Linked DNA regions of Homo sapiens: region 2 is linked to region 1. Evidence: read pairs that join two places in POLR2A ChIA-PET (ENCODE). Cell type or tissue: CD4-positive, alpha-beta T cell. All regions are shown on one strand. Links, peaks and the distances in the headings refer to the core of each region. The heading gives the core; the rest is flanking DNA. Region 1 overlaps OLFM2 (olfactomedin 2). Region 2 holds the start of LOC105376914 (a long non-coding RNA gene).

Evidence for each region. Peaks named below come from ENCODE experiments on the same cell type or tissue, not always from the same donor. Only the 100,000 strongest peaks of a DNase experiment are listed, where the experiment ranks them.
Region 2: POLR2A ChIA-PET joins it to region 1 with 5 read pairs; 2 of 35 experiments call an interaction of 5 or more read pairs at or near these places.

The regions. Positions count from the first base shown.
Region 1 is chr19:9,864,336-9,869,707 of GRCh38, reverse strand. All of the region lies in intron 1 of OLFM2 (olfactomedin 2), which reads left to right. Among named protein-coding and RNA genes, the nearest start is that of PIN1, 32 kb to the right of the region's middle. In CD4-positive, alpha-beta T cell, for the core only: no CTCF peak of the experiment used is centred there; a DNase peak (open chromatin) is centred at 3,267; H3K27ac peaks cover 461 bases.
Region 2 is chr19:9,593,972-9,599,343 of GRCh38, reverse strand. It overlaps LOC105376914 (a long non-coding RNA gene), which reads left to right and starts at 3,005. Exons shown (of 2, transcript XR_936311.3): 1 at 3,005-3,100. In CD4-positive, alpha-beta T cell, for the core only: no CTCF peak of the experiment used is centred there; no DNase peak of the experiment used is centred there.

The DNA.
Region 1 (5,372 bases), core at 167-5,166:
GAGTTCGAGGCTGAAGTGAGCCATGATTGTGCCACTGCACTCCAGCCTGGACGATAGAGTGACACCCTGTCTCTTAAAAAATAAAAATAATAGTATTAGCAGACACTTGTGTAGCTCTTACTACATGCTGATGACTGTTCTAATTGCTCTTATATATATTATGAACTCATTTGATCCTCCTAGCAACCCAGAGAAGTAGGTAGTCATCATGTCCATTGTACAAATGAAAAAACTAAGAAAGACACAGAGAGGTTAAGCCACTTGCTGAGGTCACACAGCAAGCGAATGGTGAAGCCAGAACTTAAACCCAGGCAGCCTGACTCCAGGACCCTGCTCTTACCAGTTGGCCCTACTCTACCATCCCAGGAGGAATAAGAAACATCTAGAGGAAACTAGTCACTTCTATCGTAAGGATATTGCCCGGAGAGATGCTGGTGACATCACGTGGAATCCTTTTTGGGAGGACTGTGGGAGAAATCCCTGCCAAAAATAATTGAGCTTTCTCCTGAGCATCTGGTGTACTTTTGTTTCAGGACACTGAGAACCGCATAAATGACCAGCTTTCCCTTTCTGAGTTGGCTGCTAAGGAGCTTGGAGCCAAACTTATGGCCCGGCCATATGCTGATTGTTCAGGTTTTTAAGGGATGAGTTTTTCTTAGCCTCGTTTCTGGCTCTGTTTTATGTCCCTGCTTTTGTTTTTCTTCTTTTTCTCCCTTGCCAAAAAAAAAAAAAAAAATTTAAGGGACTTTTAAAAATCTTTTTTTTTTCTTTTGAGATAGGGTCTCACTTTGTCACGCAGGCTGGAGTGTAGTGGCGCCTTCATAGCTCACTGCAGCCATGAACTCCTGGGCTCAAGTGATCCTCCTACTTCAGCTTCCTGAGTAGCTGGCACTGCAGGCATGTGCCACCATGCTAATTTTTAAATTTTTTGTAGAGATGAGGTTTTACTATGTTGCCCAGGCTGGTCTCAAACTCCTGGGCTCAAGTGATTCTCCTGCCTTGGCTTCCCAAAGTGTTGGGATTACAAGCGTGAGCCACTGCACCCGGCCCTAAAAATCTTTATAAGAACAATACACGTTCATTGTAGAAAACTTGGAAAATAAGATAAATTTAAAGATGGTGATTAAAATCTCCATTAATCTCTAATTTTTAATGACTGCATAGTATCTCATTCTGTAGATGCATCTTAAATTTGTAAATTGGCTGGACACAGTGCCTCACGCCTGTAATCCCAATACTTTGGGAGGCTGAGGTGGGAGAACTGCTTGAGCCCAGGAATTTGAGACCAGGCTGGGCAACATAGCTAGTCCCTGTTTCTACAAAAAATCTTTTTAAAAATTAGCCTGGGCCAGGCGTGGTGGCTCACACCTGTAATCCCAACACTTTGGGAGGGTAAGGCGGGCAGATCACCTGAGGTCAGGAGTTCAAGACCAGCCTGGCCAACATGGTGAAACCTCGTCTCTACAAAAATACAAAAATTAGCCGGGCATAATGGCAGGTGCCTGTAATCCCAGCTACTCCAGAGACTGAGGCAGGAGAATCACTTGAACCCTCGAGGTGGAGATTGCAGTGAGCCAAGATCACGCCATTGCACTCCAGCCTGGGCAACAGAGGGAGACTCCATCTCAAAAAAAAAAATTAGCCTGGTTTAGTGGCTCACACCTGTAGTCCCACCTACTCAGGAGACAGAGGTGGGAGGATCGCTTGAGCCTTTGGACATCAAGGCTGCAGTGAGCTATGATCATGCCACTGTACTCCAGCCTGGGTGGCAGAGCAAGACCCTGTCTCCAAAAAAAAAAAATTTTTTTTCTAGCATGTGTAATAGCTTTTGATCAAATTAATTTCTAATTGTCCAATTTTAAACAATGCTTAATGAACCTCCCTTGCAACAATCAGATGCTGTCCACAAAGTTTCCATGGGCTGAATTCTTAGCTTTGGATTGGCCGAATAAAATGCAAATTGCAGAAACTGTAATGGCTTGGCTGTGGACTGGCAGGCTGTCCTCCAAAAATATCTAATCCCCGCTCTCATATTTAATTGGCGCTATCTTATGGTATTTTACATATCCTTGTAAACCACTTAGAGTCCTCTCTGGAACAAGGCAGGGCACAAATAAATATGTAAGCCCCAAGGTGCCTTGGCTTCCTGATTAAATTATCCAGCCTCAAACACAATAATAGCTTCATTTTATTAAGAGGCAGGCGCTTGCTCTCTTCCTGTTGGCTACTTCCTGATAGCCAATGCTTCTCCTGTCCCCAGGACCCTGTAGCAATGCCTCCGTCCCCAGGGAAACACCAGGAATTGTTTTTTTTTGTTGTTGTTATTGTTGTTTTTTTGAGACGGGGTCTCGCTCTATTGCCCAGGCTGGAGTGCAATGGCACGATCTCGGCTCACTGCAACCTCTGCCTCCTGGGTTCAAGCAATTCTTCTGCCTCAGCCTCCTGAGTAGCTGGGCTTACAGGTGCCTGCCACCACGTCTGGCTAATTTTTGTATTTTTAGTAGAGATGGGGTTTCACCATGTTGGCCAGACTGGTCTGGAACTCCTGACCTCAGGTGATCCGCCCACCTTCACCTCCCAAAGTGCTGGGATTACAGGCGTGAGCCACCATGCCTGGCCACCAGGAATTGTTTTTGAACCAAGATATAGGTGGTGGAGTAGTAGGAGATGATGATCCCTGGCCCGACAGCAAGAACAGCTTTCCCTGCCTGTGTCCTACTCAGTTAATCCTGGACCTGTTTTAGAGGCTGGTGTTTAATTAGGGCAGCCTCAGCAAAAGTGTTTGTAAGATTTCAGCCAGAAAAGACATTTGAGGAACAGATACTTGAGTGCATAGCTTCACTCCCTTAAAGCCCATTAGCAGGAATATTAAACCCTGAACCAAGAGCTCAGCAAAGAGAGAGTGGGTTGGCAGGGCCGTCGTGATAGCTCACGCCTATAATTCCAGCACTTTGGGAGGCCAAGGCGGGTGGATCACTTTAGCCCAGGAGTTCAAGATCGGCCTAGGAAATGTAGTGAGATCCCCGTCTCTACCAAAAAAAATAGCCAGTCGTGATGGTGCATGCCTGTAGTCCCAGCTGCTCGGGAGGCTGAGGTGGGAGGATTGCTTGAGTCAGGGAAGTTGAGGCTGCAGTGAGCCTAGATCATGCCACTGCACTCCAGCCTAGGCAACAGAGCAAGACCCTGTCTCAAAAAAAAAAAAAAAAAAAAGTGGGTTGGCTTCTTTAGTACATCTGCCACATCCGAGGTGAGACAGGCTGCTAGACCACAGACTTCTATGCTGGAGAACGCCTGTGTTCTTGCACCTGCTGTTGTAAGCATTTCCCCTAGAGTAGGACACTCTCTGTTCCTCTCTAGTCTTCTGACTGCCAAGAACTCTTGACTTTGTTTCCAAGCTAGACCCAGTCTGGGAGAGCTAGCACATGGTACATTCCAGAACATTCCAGCGGTTCCTAGGGACATGCATTAACTGCATATCTGAACTTAAACCCAATGGGCAAAACTCAGGACCTCTGCCTGCTGCGATCTGGCAGCCAAAACCCAGGCATTTAATTACACTGCTGCAGAGAACACTCCGGTGAGATGCGTCCAACGCAGACAATTATTTTAGGAAAACCATGGAGGCCTTCTCTCTGCACCACTTAAATCTTGCTTCTCTTTTACAATTCAATATTTCCTCTGTCGAGAGAAAATGGCTTATTTGCTTCAACGGACACGCTAGGCAATGTAGGAAGATGTTAATTACGTTGAACCGGCGGCTTTGTCTCTGCACAAAAGATATTCCTTGGGGGTTTCTATCCAAATTGCTTGGGGACTAGAGCCAGGGGAGGAGGGGCAGGGATGCTTGGGCTCCTGTTTGATGTTTTTCTTTGTTTTTTTTTTTTTTTTTTAAGAATGAGATTTATCAAGAAGGGAGGGCCGGGCACGGTGGCTCATGCCTGTAATCCCAGCATTTTGGGAGGCCAAGGCGGGTGGATCATTTGAGGTCAGGAGTTCAAGACCAGCCTGGCCAACATGGCGAAACCCTGTCTCTACTAAAAATACAAAAATTAGCCAGGCGTGGTGGTGCATGCCTGTAATCCCAGCTACTTGGGAGGCTGAGGCAGGAGAATTGCTTGAACCTGGGAGGCAGAGGCTGCAGTGAGCCGAGATCCCGCCATTGCACTCCAGCCTGGGCGACAGAGCAAGACTCCCTCTCAAAAAAAAAAAAAAAAAAAAAAAAGAAAAAACAGAGAGGTAACAGTGACTCATGCCTTGTAATCCCAGTGCTTTGGGAGGCTGAGGCAGGAGGATCGCTTGAGCCCAGGAGTTTGAGACCATACTGGACAATATAGCAAGACTCCCATCTCTACAAAAAAATTTAAAAATTAGTAGGTGCGATGGTGAGACTAAAGGCCTTTAGTCTCAGCTACTCGGGAGGCTGAAGTGGGAGGAATCACTATTTAAGCCCAGGAGGTTGAGGCTGCCAAAAGCCCTGATAGTACCACTGCACACCAGCCTGGGTGACCAAGTGAGACTCCATCTCCAAAAAAAAAAAAAGAGGAGAAGAAGAAGAAGGGAGGTGGGAGAGTAGTTCTGGATCCTCCCAGAACCAAAGGGGCAGGCTTTCTTGGGGTATTCCTCTTGTACTGGGCCATCCTTGTTGTCTTAGGTCAGGCTCTTTCAGGGAGGATTTAAGTGCAGGTATCCACCTAAGATACCCCAGGAAGAACCAGTGGGGGAGCAGTGAAGTGAGAGAGGAGGTGAAGGAAACCCGTGCCGGGAGACTTAATGAGTACGCCAGGCGCAGTGGCTCACACCTGTAATACCAGCACTTTGAGAGGCCGAGGCAGGTGGATCGCTTGAGCCCAGGAGTTCAAGACCAGCCTGGGCAGCAAAGCAAGACTATCTCTACAAAAGGAAAAAAAAAAAAAAAAAAAAGCTGGGTGTGTTGGTACCTGCCTGTAGGCCCAGCTACTCAGGAGGCAGATGTGGGAGGGGATGGCTTAAACCCAGGAGTTCGAGGCTGCAGTAAGCTAGGATTGCACCACTGCACTCCAGTGGTGGGTGACAGCAAGACCCAGACCTGAGCGACAGCAAGACCCCATCTTAAAAAAATAAATAAATGTGCCAGGCGCAATGGCTCTCGCCTGCAATCCCAGCACTTCGGGAGGCCAAGGTGGACGGATCACTTGAGGCCAGGAGTTCGAGACCAGCCTGACCAACATAGTGAAACCCTATCTCTACTAAAAATACAAAAATTAGCCAGGCATGGAGGTGGGTGATTGTAATCCTAGCTACTCGGGAGGCTGAGGCATGAAAATCGCTTGAACCCAGGAGGTGGAGGTTGCAGTGAGCCAAGATCGCACCACTGCCCTCCAGCCTGGGAGACA
Region 2 (5,372 bases), core at 195-5,194, 270 kb after region 1:
ACGGGGTGTCGCCATGTTGGCTATGCTGGTCTGGAACTCCTTAGCTAAGTGATCTGCCTGCTTCAGCCTCCCAAAGTGCTGGGATTACAGTGTGAGTTGTCACGCAAAACCTGGTTGACAGGGGGTCCCTCACCTGGGAAACTTGTTTATACTGATAGATGACCTAGGCCGCTCTTTTTTTTTTTTTTTTTTTTTTTTTTAAGATGGAGTCTCCCTGTGTCTCCCAAGCTGGAGCGCAGTGGCCCGATCTTGGCTTACTTCAACCTCCGCCTCCTGGGTTCAAGCAGTTCTCCTGCCTCAGCCTCCCCGAGTAGCTGGGACTACAGGCATATGCCACCACACCCAGCTAATATTTTTGGTATTTTTAGTAGAGACGAGGTTTCACCATGTTGGCCAGGCTGGTCTCAAACTCTTGACCTCAGGTGATCCGCTCACCTTGGCCTCCCAAAGTGCTGGGATTACAGGCGTGAGTCACCGTGCCCAGCGACATAGCTGCTCTTGTCTGACCTGTGTTCAGTTTATGCCTGCCTGATCATCACTCTGACACTGGAAACCTGACCTTGTGTCCCCACCAGCTCCCTGGGGAAATCTCAACCAGGGGCGGCCCCTGGTTCTTCAGATGGTATGTGCAAATTCAAAACACCACCCCAATAGGACATAATTTCAAAGATTTATTGCTTACACGTCCTGGGAAGGGAGGGCAAAATGAGTTTTGAGGACAGTCTTCCATCCATGGGTCACGCAAGGCAGGGATGAGAGGCAGAGAAGGAGGGAGGTTGTGGCAGCTAGCTGTATACATAAGGGAATAGGGTGTGAGTCACTTTAAATTTAGGAGCAAATACATGGATAGTCAGTTTAAAGGAAGTAGGAGGAAAACACTATCTTGGGCAGGAAAGATGTCTCTAGATTCTTTCTAGATTTTTTTTTTTTTGAGACACAGTTTTGCTCTGTCACCCAGGCTAGAGTGCAGTGGTGTGATCTCGGCTCACTGCGAGCTCTGCCTCCCGGGTTCACTCCATTCTGCCTTGGCCTCCTGGGTAGCTGGGAGTACAGGTGCCCACAACCACGCCCGGCTAATTTTTTTGTGTGTGTTTTTAGTAGAGACGGCGATTCACTGTGTTAGCCAGGATGGTCTCAATCTCCTGACCTCGTGATCCACCCGCCTCGGCCTCCCAAAGTGCTGGGATTACAGGCGTGAGCCACCGCGCCTGGCCAATTCTTTCTGCATTCTTATCTCTAGCCACAGGCTTGAGCTGATTGGGTGTGGTGTTTATTTATTTACTTATTTTTTTGAGATGGAGTCTCTGCACCCAGGCTGGAGTGCAGTGTAGCGATCTTGGCTCACTGCAACCTCTGCCTCTTGGGTTCAAGCAATTCTCCTGTCTCAGCCTCCTGAGTATCTGGGACTACAGGCACGCACCAGCATGCCCAGCTAATTTTTGTATTTTTTAGTAGAGATGGGGTTTCACCATATTGGCCAGGCTGGTGTCGAACTCCTGACCTCGTAATCCACCCACCTCAGCCTCCCAAAGTGCTGGGATTAAAGGCCTGAGCCACTGTGCCTGGCCTCTTTGTTAATTTTTTAAAATATTAAATATGTAAAGGAATAAAGGGCCAAGCACAGTGGCTCATGTCTGTAATCCCAACAATGTAGGAGGCCAAGGCTGAGCATGGTGGCTCATGCCTGTAATCTGAGCACTTTGGGTGGCCTTGGCAGGTGGATCACAAGGTCAGGAGATCAAGAGCATCCTGGCCAACATGGTGAAACCCCGTCTCTACTAAAAATACGAAAATTCACTGGGCGTGGTGGCTGGCACCTGTAGTCCCAGCTACTTGGGGGGCTGAGGCATGAGAATCACTTGAACCCAGGAGGCAGAGGTTGCAGTGAGCTGAGATCAGTCCACTGCACTCCAGCCTGGCAACAGAGTGAGAGTCTGTCTCAAAAAAAAAAAAAAGAAATGTGGGAGGCCAAGGATAGAGAATCACTTTAGAGTTGTTGAGTGTGAATTCGAAGTTTCCCTTCAAAGAATTAATATGTCAGTATGCTCAATTCTTTGCCTTCTACTTTTAAACTTCCTCGTAAAGCAACCTTTTCCACCCTGACACATTCTACTCCTTGACTCATTACCTACTCCACCCTGACTCATTCTGCTCATTCAGATTACCTTCTCCACCCTGACTCATTCATTCCAATTCATTTCATAACCATTTTTCCTGCCAAACCACTCACCCCGTCCATCTCTTTAAATTAATCAGTTGGAATTAGTTTAGCCTGTGTGGTCTAACTCTACCCAATAGGGGAATGACACAGCAGTAGGGACCAGGTGCATCAGTAATAAGAACGCCTTTCCCTCCTTTGTGAAGGTGTGTGCCCACCATTGCTCCATCTGTGAGAGCACACCCTTCTATAGAAGTACCTTGCCTTGCTGAGAATTAAAAATAAAATTTTATATTTGAATGCGATTTCTTTTTCTTTTTTTTTTTTTTTTTGAGATGGAGTCTCACTCTGTTGTCCAGGCTGGGGTTCAGTGGTGTGATCTCTGCTCACTGCAAGCTCCACCTCCCAGGTTCACACCATTCTCCTGCCTCAGCCTCCTGAGTAGCTGAGACTACAGGTGCCCGCCACCACGCCCGGCTCATTTTTTGTATTTTTTAGTAGAGATGGGGTTTCACTGTGTTAGCCAGGATGGTCTCGATCTCCTGCCCTTGTGATCCACCCACCTAGGCCTCCCAAAGTGCTGGAATTACAGACATGAGCCACTGCATCTGGCCTCGAGTGCTATTTCTTTTGCAGCACTGAAACTTATTATATAACAATTTGGGGGCTCATCCAGGATTACATTCCCCTCTGGGGGTGGTCTCTGGTTCTCTCTCTTGAGGAGGCATGCACCCCACCCTTTGTGGTGGCCTCATAGGGGAGAAATCAGAACCCACCCATTGTGAGGAATAACCCTAGCTCTAAGCAATGCAGGAAAAAAACAACTGGCCAGCAACCTAGCTTAAAGGATCCTCACATACTGCAGTGATGACTCTGTGCACCTACCAAGGAAGGAGATGCCACAGGAGCCAGTAAAGTATTTCCTTGGTGGTCAGGAACAAGGTAAGAAAGCCACGGGGGTTGGGGGTGGGTGCAGTGAAGTACTCCTTGGTCAGGGTGGCTAAGTGGTTAAAAAGAGGTGAGACATCCCCATTGTTGGGGGGGATTGAACCTCACACAAACCTCCAATAGTAGAAAAGGCAAGAAATTTCCAGAGGGGAAATTGAGCCTTACCCCAAAAGGCAAAAAGTTTCCAGTGAAAATTAAGCCTCACCCTGAAAGGTGAGAAATTTCCAGTAAGGGAAACTGAACCTTGAACCTTACCCCAAAACCATCAAGATGGGAAATACCCCAAGCAAGACAGGGAGCAAGGGGGATAAAGATGGTAACAAAGATATTCCCCCAGATAGCCCCCTAGGTCTCATGCTGAAACACTGGAAGGATAATGAAAGGACTAAACATAGGAAAAAGCAACAAATAATAAAATATTGCTGTTTTATTTGGACTCAGGGACCCATCCTTAATTCCTCAATCTTCTGGCCAAAGTTTGAATCAACTGAGGATGTAATGTGTCAGCTTCCAATCTGATATGTTAATAATAAAAGTCCAGTGTCTCAAGAAGAACTACGCTATGCCCTTTGTTGGAGGCAAGGACCAGCCCTCCTTTTTCCCTTAAAAACAAATAGGGAAGAACCCAATCTGGCACCTCAAAATGAAAAGTCAGAGGAGCCAGATCTCATGCCTAAAGACTCCAGTGCATGGGATCCCCTAAACTATCTTCCTCCATTCAGTATCCCCAATCTTTCCCCTCAGACAGCCACTTCCACCTCAGATCCCATTCTAAACTCCCCCTCTACTCGTGTTATCCCTCCTCCTTATAACCCTGACTCTTGGGAATTACCATCCCACCAGCCTGTCCTCCCCCCAACCTAAATACCCCTCTCTAAAAGGACTCCAGCGTGAGGTAGAACAATGTAAAAAAGATACTCAGAATTTTCCGCTTCCCTCCATACCTAAGAGGTCAGCCCTGACCTTATTCCCTTTGAAAGAGGTACCACAAGGAGTGGGGGCCAATGGCTTTGTAATTGGCTTTGTAAATGCTCCCTTAACCAGTTCAGAAGTCCGGAATTTTAAAAAGGAGCTTAAACCACTACTAGATGACCTTTACAGAGTGGCAGACCAAATTGACCAATTCTTAGGACCTCAGTTACACTTGGGTCGAGTTAATGTCCATCTTGGCCGTCCTCTTTTCAGGGGAAAAAAGGAGTATGATTCCTAGGGCTGCTATGGTACTTAGGGAACGTGAGCACCCTCCCGGTAAAAACGTTCCTACCGCGGAACAGAAATTCCCCACCCAAGACCCCCGGTGGGACAATAACAACGCAGATCACCGGGAAAATATGCAGGACCTAAGGGAGATGATAATAAAAGGAAATCAGGAATCAGTACCCTGAACCCGCAATCTTTCTAAAGCGCTTGATATACAACAGGAAAAGGATGAAGGGACTGTGAGATTCCTAGACAGACTGAGGGAGCAAATGAGGCAATATGCAGGCCTTACTTTGGATGATCTCCTTGGGCAAGGAATGTTGAAACTCCAATTTGTCAGTAAAAGTTGCCTAGACATTTCAAAAAAGTTATAAAAAATAGACAATTGGGAAGACCGTCCTCTAAGTGAGCTTCTCAGGGAAGCTTAGAAAGTACATGTGAAACGGGATGAAGAAAAACAGAAACAAAAAACAAAACTTATGTTTTCCACCTTCCAACAGATGGCTCCAAACCCAGGTACTTCTAGACAGAGCTTCCAGGGACCTAGAAAGTATAAAGGGTCTGAACCCTGTTTTAAAGGCCCCCAGCCTCCATCTGGAGGACAAAGGTCCTCATCTACCAGGCCCCCTAAAGAGTATGGGGGGACAGGGTTAAAGAATCCCAGAACTAAGAGGGAGGAAGGACAAGATATGTGCTATAGATGTGGAAGAACAGGCCACTTCAAGAGAGAATGTCCTGAACTAAGGAGAAAGAAGCCCTTCCACTCATGACTTTCAAGGAATAGGGGGGTCAGGGGCCCTGTCTCTTTTATCTTGAGTCCCACCAGGAGCCCTTGATCAATTTGGATGTGGGACCTAAACATGAGCTTATCGCCTTTTTAGTCGATTCAGGGGCTGCTCGCTCCTGTTTGTTTCCCCCCATCTAATGTTGGCTCCTCCTCAGAGGAACTTTTAGTTTCCAGGGTAAAAGGGGAAGGATTTAGAGCAAAAATTTTACAAAGCACAGAAGTTAGACACCAGGATCGCTCAGCTTATATTCAGTTCTTGTTAATCCCTGAAGCAGGAAC